Regions from separate parts of the Homo sapiens genome. Here region 1 is linked to region 2. Evidence: chromatin loops called from intact Hi-C (ENCODE). Cell type or tissue: A673. All regions are shown on one strand. Links, peaks and the distances in the headings refer to the core of each region. The heading gives the core; the rest is flanking DNA. Region 1 overlaps ACACB (acetyl-CoA carboxylase beta). Region 2 holds the start of FAM222A-AS1 (FAM222A antisense RNA 1).

Region 1 (5,376 bases), core at 296-5,295, 510 kb after region 2:
GGATTCCTCTCCGCCTCTGTGCTCCCCACTTGGGCAAGAGGAGGGTGCATGCGCAGGCTGGGGGCCAATCCTGCAGGGGGAAGGGGCAGTCCTCATTTTCCTTGGAGAGAAGAGGTGGGCAGAGGACCTCGAGCTATGCGAGAGCATCCTCCAGAAGCCCTGAAACCTCCAGCTGGGTACTTCCATTCATTTTGCTTTCCCTCTCTCAAAAAGAGAATCCCTGGCAACCAGTGCTAAACATGGCCTATCAGTGGGACCCTCCTAGTGATTCACTAGCGCCATTTGGGGAACAAAATAGCATTTCACTCTCTCAATAAAAAAATCATCTGGCTGAAGATGGTGGCTCATGCCTGTAATCCCAGCACTTTGGGAGGCCAAGGTGGGTGGATTACCTGAAGTCAAGAGTTTGAGACCAGCCTGACCAACCTGGTGAAACTCTGTCTCTACCAAAAATACAAAAATTAGCCGGGCATGGTGGTGGGCACCTGTAATCCCAGTTATCTAGGAGGCTGAGACAGGAGATGGAGGTTGCAGTGAGATCATGCCACTGCACTCCAGCCTGCATGACACAGTGAGACTTTGTCTCAAAAAAAAAAAAAAAAATTCATCCATACATTTTTCTGGGTGACTAGACAGTATCCAAAGAAACATCATTACAAAAATAGGTTTTCTCTAGTCCTGTCTATATATATATATTTTTTTCCCTTGGCCCATTTATTTGGCTGAAATATATGAGATGCTTACTTACATCTGGTGCTGGTCTCAGAGTAAAAAAATAAAAGATTTCACGATGTGGTATCCAAGGATCCTAAAGAACGCCTGGATCCCACATGCCAGGCACTGTTTTGCAAAAGGAAACAGGGATGTTTTAGCTTGATTAGATTTAGTGATGCAATAAAACTGCTGTCTTCAGAGACAAAACAAAATAAACTTCCCAGCTATGGAGAGGAGGCTGTTTTTGTTTGGAAGAGGCACTCCTGGGCCTTTTGTTAAGACGGGTGTCAGCTCGGAACCAGCAGCCCTGCAGAAGTGCCCAGGATTTTCTTTGTTTAAAAGCAAGTCTTCAGGGTCTGCTGAGGGTGTACGGGTGGTGGGTCTGGGTGGTTCCTTTTGCCGTGGTCCCGGGAGTGGCTGGGCGGGCCACGGTCAGGTGGAGGCCGGGCTGTCCATGGTAGACAGCAGGTGAACGACCTGCGCCCGCTCAGCTGGGCTGATGTGCTGGCTCAGGTATATCACACAGTCCACGGCCACCTCGGGGTTTTCTTCAACCAGGCTGTGGGGGAGGTGAGAGGAGGGCTGGGATCACTCCAGCCACTTTTTCAGTGGCCCCAAGGGTGGCAGAGTCCTTGTGTGGGGCCACACCCCAGAACCCAGAGCTCCCGAGTCCCTGCTGTGGTCCCCATGGGGGTGATGGTCCTGTGCAGCAGGAGGGGCTGTGACCTGAAGTTCAGAATGCCTTGAGGCACCACCGTCCCTACTGGTCACTGCTTTGTGACATGACCTGAGACAAGACACTGCCTTGAGTCTCAGCTTCATCCCCAAAATGGGGTCCCCTGTGCTCGACTCCCTCCTTCACGGGGTGACCCCATGGCAATTGGGGGAGGGGACCCTCTGGAAAGGTCAACACTGGCGTGGAAGACAGCAGCCTGAAGGCTAGCGGTTCCAAATGTGGGTTCTGTGACCAACCCTGCTCCAGCTGTGACTTTGGACAAGTCCATATTCCAGCAAGGTTCATGAGTTGGAAGCATCTCACACGGCCTTCAGAGTACCTCTAGGCTCTCTGTCCCACCCCAGCCACTGTGCTGGGAGACCCGACATTAGGGAGTGTGGTCTCTTTGCTGGGGAGCGGGGAGGGGGCGGGGACAACCCCAGACTGCACAGGGTGGCGGGTTCAAGTGGCTGCATAGGAGTCGGGTAGCTAGGGGTCAATCCAGGCTCGGGTCCTTGCCAGGAGGCTGGGAAGCAGGTGCGGTGGCCACTCACCCTCGGATGGTCTTGAGGACAGAGTCGTGCTTCAGGTACGTGATGTTCTCACGGATGGTGGAGCGCGGGCCATCCCCTGCCTGCCAGTGCTGTTCCAGCCACTGCACAACCACCTGGTTGTTGTCCCACAAGTAGGCCTGGGGAGGGGGCAGAGGATGCCTCAGAGAGGGACCCAGCTGTGGGCCAGCTGTCTCAGCCCCCAGCACCCCCTGTGCTCACCGGCCTCGTTCTCACCCCAGGCCCACCTTGACAGCCCCCTCCGTCTCCACGAACCAGCGACGCAGCATGGACTGGATATGCACGTGACTCAGCTCCCCGCTGGCCTGCAGGATCTCCTGCTTGACCTGGTCCTCCAGGAGGAGGCGGCGCAGACGCCAATACAGGAAGGTGCGTGCGGTCTTCCACTCCAGGATGTCCTGTGGACGAGCCAGGCTTGAATCCCCGGAAAGGGAAGGAGGAGACGGGACACTGGCTCTGACCACACCCATGACAGTGGCTGCCCGGGGCTGGGCCCAGGCTCTGAGATCATTCCCAGATCATCCCAGGCAAGTAAGCTGAGGCTCAGGGAGGAGAAGGCACCTGCTCAGAGGCAGGACGTCACCAGGACTCCAGACTGGCCATAGTTGAAAAAATGTCCCCCATAAAAACCTGGCACCCACTTCTACCTCAACCGACACAAACACAGGCTCGTGTGAGGCATGAGTCAGCTGGGAGGGAGAACAATGCAGCAAGAGAACCAATGAGCACTGGACATGGGTAGGAGGTGACTGTGGGAGTCCTTGCAATGGTGAGGGGTGGGTGAATGCTGGACAGGAACAACGGTTTCTACCCCTGGTCCAGGTCCAAACTGACCGAGCCATCAGACTAGTGGTCCCTGAACTTTGCTGCTTATTAGAATCTCTTGGGGATCTTTAAAAAATACGACCGCCTGGCTTCCATCCAGGTGTTTGGATTTCACTGGTCTGCAGTGCCACCTGGGGATCGGGATTATTTTAAAGTTCCCAGGTGACTCCCACCTCCTGCAGCATTTGACCCATCCCAACCACCACCGCCCTCCCCGCCCCCGAGCCCAAATGTCCTCCATGTTTTGGAAAACAGGGTGGGCTCTTTGCACCCTACACGGCAGCTGTGGCTCTCACAGATATGACGCCCTTCTCCAGCATCCGGCCGGGTGTGTCATGGAAGTCGGCGAACTGCACCGCCACCTGGTGGTAGATGGGGAGCAGCAGGTCCTCGCGAGCCTTTAGCCGGCCCTCCAGGTCCTTTCGGTCCTTGTCGGAGAGATCAGGTTCCCCTGCAGGTGAGCAGAAAGGCCAGTCAAGCCATGGAAGCTGGTCATATGTGATGGGGTGGAGATTTTTTTTTTTTTTTGAAGAAGGCACAAATCAGGATTTGCAGGACAGGCCTTGCCTTGTGAGAGGTCTGAGCTTTAACTCTGATATTACCCCTGCTGCTACACAGGCTGCCCTCAGCCCCCTAGGTCCCCCAGAGTCCACTGGCCTGGCCCCCACCCCAGGCCCATCTTGATGGCCCCCTTTGTCTCAGATCAAATAGCTAGTACAGTCTCAGAAATGCACTCACAATTGCAAGACAGCATTCAACATGCAACTCTACATTTTCCCCTTCCATCAGACCCATCGTGCTTGTAGGATACTATATCAATGATTTTTAGTACACATTGTAAAATATGATAAGGGAATATTATAAGCAACTCTATGCCAAATTGACAACTTAAGATGAAATAGACAAATTCCTTGAAACACACAAACCACCAAAGCTCACCTAGGAGGAAACAGATAACACAAATAGTCCTATATATAACAAAGAAGTTGAATTTATAGGTAAAAACCTCTATCAAAAACATAAAGAAATAATGCCAATTCTGCAAAAACTCAGAAAATAGGAGCGAACACTTCAACTCATTCTATGAGATCAGCATTACCCTGATACCAGCCAAAGAAATTACACGCACACACTGTAAAAAATCTTGTGAATAGCACAGTTATAAAGACACTGACACTTAAAATGGATATTTAAATATCATCTTGTGGCCAGACTTAGTGGCTCACGCCTGTAATCCCAGCACTTTGGGAGGCTGACGCAGGCAAATCACTTGAGGCCAGGAGTTCAAGACCAGCCTGGCCAACATGGTGAAACCCTGTCTCTACTAAAAACACAAAAATTAGCCAGGTGTGGTGGCACACACCTGTAATTCCTGCTACTTGAGAGGCTGAGGCATGAGAATCGCTTGAACCTGGGAGGCAGAGGTTGCAGTGAGCTGAGATTGCGCCACTGCACCCCAGCCTGGGCAACAGAGCAAGACTCTGTCTCAAAAATAAACAAATAAATAAATAAAGATAATTACATCTAAAGATGACAAGTAAAACAAAGCTGTCATTCAAACAAAATTAGTAAAATATCTTATCTCTGATTGGGAATTCTAAAGGAACATTTTGCCACCAAAATTCTGATAATCCCCATCAGCCCCAAATACTTCAATTGCTATCTTTTGTGTATGCTGAGAAATAAATTCACGATGGCAATATATATATATATATATATATATATATATATAATGTTAAAAAGGTTGATTTAGAAATGTGAATGTCCTCCAATCATGGTAGCTCATGCCTGTAACCCCAGCATTTTGGGAGGCTGAGGTAGGTGGATTGCTTGAGCCCAGGAGTTTGAGAACAGCCTGGGCAACATGGCGAAACCCCACATCTACAAAAATACAAAAATTAGCTAGGCATGGTGTTGCGTACTTGTAGTCCCAGCTACTCAGGCTGAGATGGGAGGATGGCTTATGCCTGGGAGGCAGAGGTTGCAGTGAGCTGAGATTGCACCCTGCACTCCAGCCTAGGCAATAGAGCCAGACCTCAAAAAAACAAAACAAAACAAACAGACAAATGTGAATATCTTTAAAAATCTCACAGTTATTATAGCTGTATTTTGGTATTTTTTCATTTTATTTTTAACATCCTAGAAACCCCCAGCAGTGGGCCAGCTGGGCCTCTCTTGACCTCTGAGAGGTGAAGCCTTTGGGACCCCCTTACCTAGCTGTTCCATGAGCTTCTTGTAAGCTGGATCGATCCTTCTCATGGACTTTATCAGATCTTTCTTTCGGAACTTAATCTCCACTGTCCCCTCTGGTTCCAGAACACCACCCCTTAAAAGAGAAGAGGCAGGGATGGGGGTATATGAGGCATTGCCCAGCAAGCAAGGGCTAATGGATGTGGGGGGAGCTGGAGGGAAGAGAGCCAGAAGATCTGGGTGTCAGTCCTCAGCTCTTTTACCCCCACACATGCTGTGTGCCCTTAGACAAGTCACTTTCCCTCTCTGGGCCTCTGTATCTTTACCCACAGATGGAAAGACTGAGCCAACTGTTTAAAA
Region 2 (5,376 bases), core at 103-5,102:
ACAAAAAAAAAAAAAATCAGCTGGGTGTGGTGGTGTGCACCTGTAATCCCAGGTACTCGAGAGGCTGAGGCAGGAGAATCACTTGAACCTGAGAGGTGGAGGTTGCAGTGAGCCAAGATCGCGCCACTTCACTCCAGCCTGGGTGACAGAGTGAGACTGTGTCTCAAAAATAAATAAATAAATAAAATAAAAAACATTTTAATTTCATTTTATTTTTAGAGTAATAAAGCCTTCTCTTTATGGCAAATGATACAGTTTTCTAGATAAAGTAGTGGTCTCAAGTGTAGTTTACAAGCAAGTCATTTAATAATAAAAATATAGCTTATAAAAAAAGAATACTTAGATGATTTAAGGAACTATATTAAATGAATAAACGTTCATGGGGAAAATTATGACTATGTTATAGAAATGATTGATATTTGGGAATCATTAATTTATCCCAACTCTATATCCACGCTTGATCCCTTTTTACCACCAAGCCTACACCTCTCTGTTTGCATACCTCCTGTGACAGGAGGTTCATCGTCTCTGAAGACTGTAAAAAAGCAGCATCCTTAGTTTAAATGCCCTTCTCCGTTCTCCTGACCTGTGTGCCCTTTGCAGTCTAACTTTGTGATGTCCTCCCACCGAGGGCAAAGCATAATTTCCCATACCCGGGGTTGAGCATGTGACTTGTCTTGACCAATGGGATGTTAGCAGACATGCCAGGGCCAGCCCTCAGGAAGAGGATAAGAGACACCCAAGTCACCCCAGGCAACCTAGCTGAGATCAGAGGAACCCGGCAGCTGCATGAGAAATTAATGTTTTTGGATACCACAGGTTTTTTATGATTGTGTGTGTGTGTGTGTGTGTGTTTTAAGTGCAGGCAGCAATAGCTAATGGTTACAGACACTAGAAGAGAGAGTAAATAGAACACAGGCAGGCCAAAAAAACTAAATGTCTACTATATTCCGTATTATAGATGAGGAAACAGGTTCAAAGAGATGAAGACTCTTGCCCAGGGCACCTGGATGCTAAGCAGTGGAGTTGGGACCTGAACCCAGGCATTCTGTCTTCAGAACCCATGCTGGAGAGAAAGCGCTCTGGTCCCTGGGCAGTGAGAGGTAACGAGGCCAGACCACTTCTGCAGTGAAGGCCCAGGCTCTTGCCTGTCACTTTCACGGAGCTCCCAAGCCTGTCAGCATTCACTGAGAGCGCCATACCCCTAACTTTATTCCAACAAGGACTGCTTATTGTGTGCATGTATGTGTATTTAATAATGATAAGGCACTTGTATGTCATATTTGACAGGAGGGCTTTTTTCTTCCCAAGTTTAAAGCACTACTGGGAAAGAATTAGTGCTACTGGAGGCAAAAACAAAGGGACCCCATCAGAAAAGACAGTCTCTGAAACTCTGGGATCTTAATTGAACAATTACCTCTTATGCCTATGAATGGTTCATTATTACATGCCCTGTTATTATTAGCTGTTATTATTGTTTTAGATGAATGCTGGGAATTTTGTTTTAATCAAAAGCCATATTCAGCCACACCGTTCATCTCCCTGCAAAATGCATGCTTCTGACATTTCCGAATGTGATAATGTCGTAGTCGGCAGTCAGTCCCCGCACCTCGCCCAGATAACGGTGTACTCGGATCATTTCAGTTGTCTGGATGGAGTGGTTAAATACTCCAGGCCTCTGTTCATGCTGTTATTAATTTTTGGCTCCCTGGTGAAAGCATTTATATAAGAATCTAGCATCTCCTATCTTTTATTCTTTAGGAATCCAGTGTCACTGAGGACAACGAAGTGATCTTTGTTCATCCCAAGCTTTTGAGATAGAAATAAGAGGGAGGGCAGTGATGGAGCCAGAGGTCAGGATGGGAGAGGCACTGACTGGTGGAGACCCAAGCCCCAGGATTGAGGGGTGGAAGGCTGGCTCAGGAGAGGCCAGGCTGGGAGTCTTGTGTTCTTAGAGGGAATCAGAGAAAGGGGGAAGCAATATGGATAAGGCAACTGCCATGTGTTAGACGCCGTGCTCAGTGTTTGGGATTCATAATCTCAGGAACCGTGTGCGGGAGCTCATGAACCAGTGTTTGTACCATCCTAGAAATCATGCCCCCTCTTTGTTACAACACCTGAGCCAATCACCATGACTCTCCTTCCCTTACTAGGTATCGGTGTGGGAATAGCCATGTGACCCAGTTTTGCCCCATGAGACAAGCGGGGAGGTCTGCTGGGGGAGGGGGAATTCTGGGAAAAGTTTCTGGGAAAGTAAGAGAAATCTAGGAAAAGACTGTCCTCTCTGTTGCTGGTCACTATTGCATCTGGATGTGATACCCGGAACTGCAGCAGCCACTTTGTGCCCCTGAGGGGCCTTGACAGAACACAAAGATGAAAAGGACATTGGTCCCTGATGACACCATTGAGCTGCTGCTTTAACCAACTGTGAGGCCACCCTGCCTTAAGGCTTCTTATGATTATTCCAGAGAATAAATGTTCTTTCTCATTTAAACCAGTTGAGTCAGGGGGATTTTCTGATATTTGGCCCAAATCATGCTGATACAAGTACAAATTTGTATCCCCATTTTACAGATGAAGAAAGTGAGACCCAATCAAGTAAATGCCCATGACTAAGGACACATAGCCTGGATGTGGTGGAGTTGAACCTTTCTAGGGCGTGGCAGGATTTTTTTTTTTAAATATACTTAGTGTTTTTGGCCTTTCCAAAGCAGGCACACATTCTATTTCTCCATAGCAGCAGGCTGTAATGGCTGCTAACAGGTAAGGGCAGGAGAGGTTGGGGTTTGGAGCGGGGACTCAAACCCAGGTCCGCAGATCTCAGCTTAGGGTCTTCTTAGCACCTCAAGGTTCTTAGTGACATTAGGGAGTCCCCGTTCTGTTGGCACCGCTTAGTTTTGGGGGTACACCCCTTGGATCCCACAGATCTGCCCTTGGCTAGCACAGGGTAAGGCTGCTGAGGTCCCGGAGATTGGTCACCAGGGGCCGCTGTTGTCACACTCAGGGGCCTCCTCAGAGGGGTTCAGAAGGAAGCTTGGAACCTGGGGATGTGATCAGGAAGACTCCCTGTGAGCACCCTGTTGGGTGTGCCCTGAGGCTTTGAGACAGGAAATATCCCACCCCCACCCTCGTACCCTCACCCCAAGAAGGAGAGAAGGTGGCCTCGACTGCCTCTGGAGCGTTCAGGACCAAGTTGCTGTGTGCCTTCAGGCAAGTTGCCTCCCCTCTCTGAACCTCAGTTTCCTCTCTTTCAAAATAAGAGTACTCACCCCTACTTCTCAAATGTGGCTTCTTCCTCTTCCCTGAGGGCCTTCCCCTTCTTTTGTGCCTAATTCAATATGAGGGACAGGACCAGTTAGGGCGTACTAGAAATGAGACCCAGCCACCCAGGTCAGGGTTGGGTTCCAGTCCTTGCTCTGCCACAAACTCATTATGAGTCCTTGCAGTGTAATTGGGGAAACTGAGGTCCAGAGAGGAGAAAGGACTTACCCAGTTTCCCCAATTGCAATACAAGAGGCAGGACTCAGCATTTCCTGAAGTCTTGTTTGTTCCATGGGGTGTAAATAGGTGGAAACAAAAACTTAGGTGGTCAAAAAAGTTAGGGAAATGCTGGGTTAAAGCTAAAAGGGGGCTGGGCGTGGTGGCTCATGCCTGTAATCCCAGCACTTTGGGAGGCCTTCAAGGCAGGCAGATCACTTGAGGTCAGGAGTTTGAGACCAGCCTGGTCAACATGGCAAAACCCCATCTCTACTAAAAATACAAAAATTAGCCAGGTGTAGTGGAGCATGCCTGTAATCCCAGCTAATCAGGAGGCTGAGGCAGGAGAACCACTTGAACCTGGAAGGCAGAGGTTACAGTGAGCCGAGACTGTGCCACTGCAAAGAAGTTAAAAGGGAATCTTGCCTGCAGGATCTGTTAGCATCTTTAATATGTTAATGCGATTTGTGTATCTCCAAGAGCCGGGATAGGCATCTGTTTCTCAAACTCTTTTGACTGGGAAACCCACTTTCCAAGGTGACTTGGAAGTCAGCTGCACTAGGCAAGGATGGGAATACTCCACCTTTGTTATATGTCTTTTACCTAATGGCTCTGTGCTACCCAGGGGATTTGACCACCTGTCTCCTAAGTTAAACCTCACATGGTACATACATTAAAATATTAGCCTCATTTTATTTTATGAGACGAGGTCTTGTTCTGTTGCCCAGGCTGTAGTGCAGTGGTGCGATCATGGCTCACTGCAGCCTTGACCTCCTGGGCTCAAGTGATCCTCCCACCTCAGCCTTCTGAGTATCTGGGACTACAGGCACACACTACACCCAGCTAATCTTAAAATTGTTTGTACAGATAGGGGTCTCGTGATACTGCCCAAGCTGGTCTTGAACTCCTGGGCTCAAGTGATCCTCCAGCCTTTGCTTCCCAAAGTGCTGGGATTACAGGTATGAGCCACAGCTCCCCGTTGGAGCCTCATTTTACAGTTGGGAAATAGATGACTCAGGAGTGATCACTTGCCTGAGGTCACACACACCTGCACACAGCCTCAGGATGGAACGAGTTCTGACCCTCAGACAACTACATCCCACAGCACTCAGAGGGGTCCTCTTACAGGACGAATCTGCCCTATCATCCTGACCACACATCACCTGATGCCACCTCACTCCTCCAGGTGCCACCACTTCCTTCAACAGATCTGGAAATTGAGGCTCAGAGAGGCACACAAGTCACCCAGGGTCACACGTGGAGTCAGTGGGATACTAAGTTCCGTTTTCTTGCCTCCTCCCCTCCCCCTGCCACTCGCTGGCGAGCTGGTGATGGTGGCAATTTAAACAGAAAACCTTTCGTCCCTTGCTCTCACCTATCGCGCTGGCTGGACTCCACCTTCTCCGGCCAACGTTGGGGGTGGGACGGGGTGTGGGCCCTTTAAGAGCGCCCGGGAGGGATGGGCAGGCGCAGTGGTGCTGGGCACACGTGGAGCTGCGCGTGGAGGAGTCCAGGCTGCAGCCGAGGGAGCTGAGTAGGGCAAAGTTAGGAGTCGCTGTTTGGATGGCAAGTTCAGAAGTTGGAACTTGTCTCAGTTTCCCCGCTCCAGAAATGGGGTTGTGATATAAAGACAGGGATATGAGTGAAGAAAACACAGAGCCACCCTGGAAAGGTGAGTGTCTACTAACATAGCTTCCTCTATCCAAATCTGCGCCTGAGCCCCCGTGGCCTTCTGGGGCAGCTCTGATCTCTCTGTAAGGTCACCTGTCTCTGACCTGGGGTGATCTTCTAATGGTCACTATGACAGGAAGTGATAGCCGAGGTTTTCTGCACACCAGGCTACCGTATTGGACAGCTCCGTGGTAAAGGGTGTGAGCCCAGGACAGCTAAGTAGAGAGA

The links. A loop is a pair of places that touch in the nucleus more often than their neighbours do. Peaks named below come from ENCODE experiments on the same cell type or tissue, not always from the same donor. Only the 100,000 strongest peaks of a DNase experiment are listed, where the experiment ranks them.
Region 1: it touches region 2 in a loop (5-fold over the local background); 3 of 110 quality-filtered maps call a loop at or near these places.

Annotation. Positions count from the first base shown.
Region 1 is chr12:109,262,133-109,267,508 of GRCh38, reverse strand. ACACB (acetyl-CoA carboxylase beta) reads right to left here. Exons shown (of 53, transcript NM_001093.4): 49 at 5,040-5,152; 50 at 3,123-3,277; 51 at 2,229-2,399; 52 at 1,984-2,120; 53 at 1-1,273. The coding sequence ends at 1,147. Among named protein-coding and RNA genes, the nearest start is that of FOXN4, 44 kb to the left of the region's middle. RefSeq lists an enhancer at 3,096-3,205. In A673, for the core only: a CTCF peak has its summit at 3,194 (motif pointing left); a DNase peak (open chromatin) is centred at 3,168.
Region 2 is chr12:109,773,070-109,778,445 of GRCh38, reverse strand. It overlaps FAM222A-AS1 (FAM222A antisense RNA 1), which reads left to right and starts at 4,959. Exons shown (of 3, transcript NR_026662.2): 1 at 4,959-5,149. RefSeq lists a silencer at 2,848-3,142. In A673, for the core only: CTCF peaks have their summits at 2,747 and 2,961 (motif pointing right); DNase peaks (open chromatin) are centred at 715 and 3,025.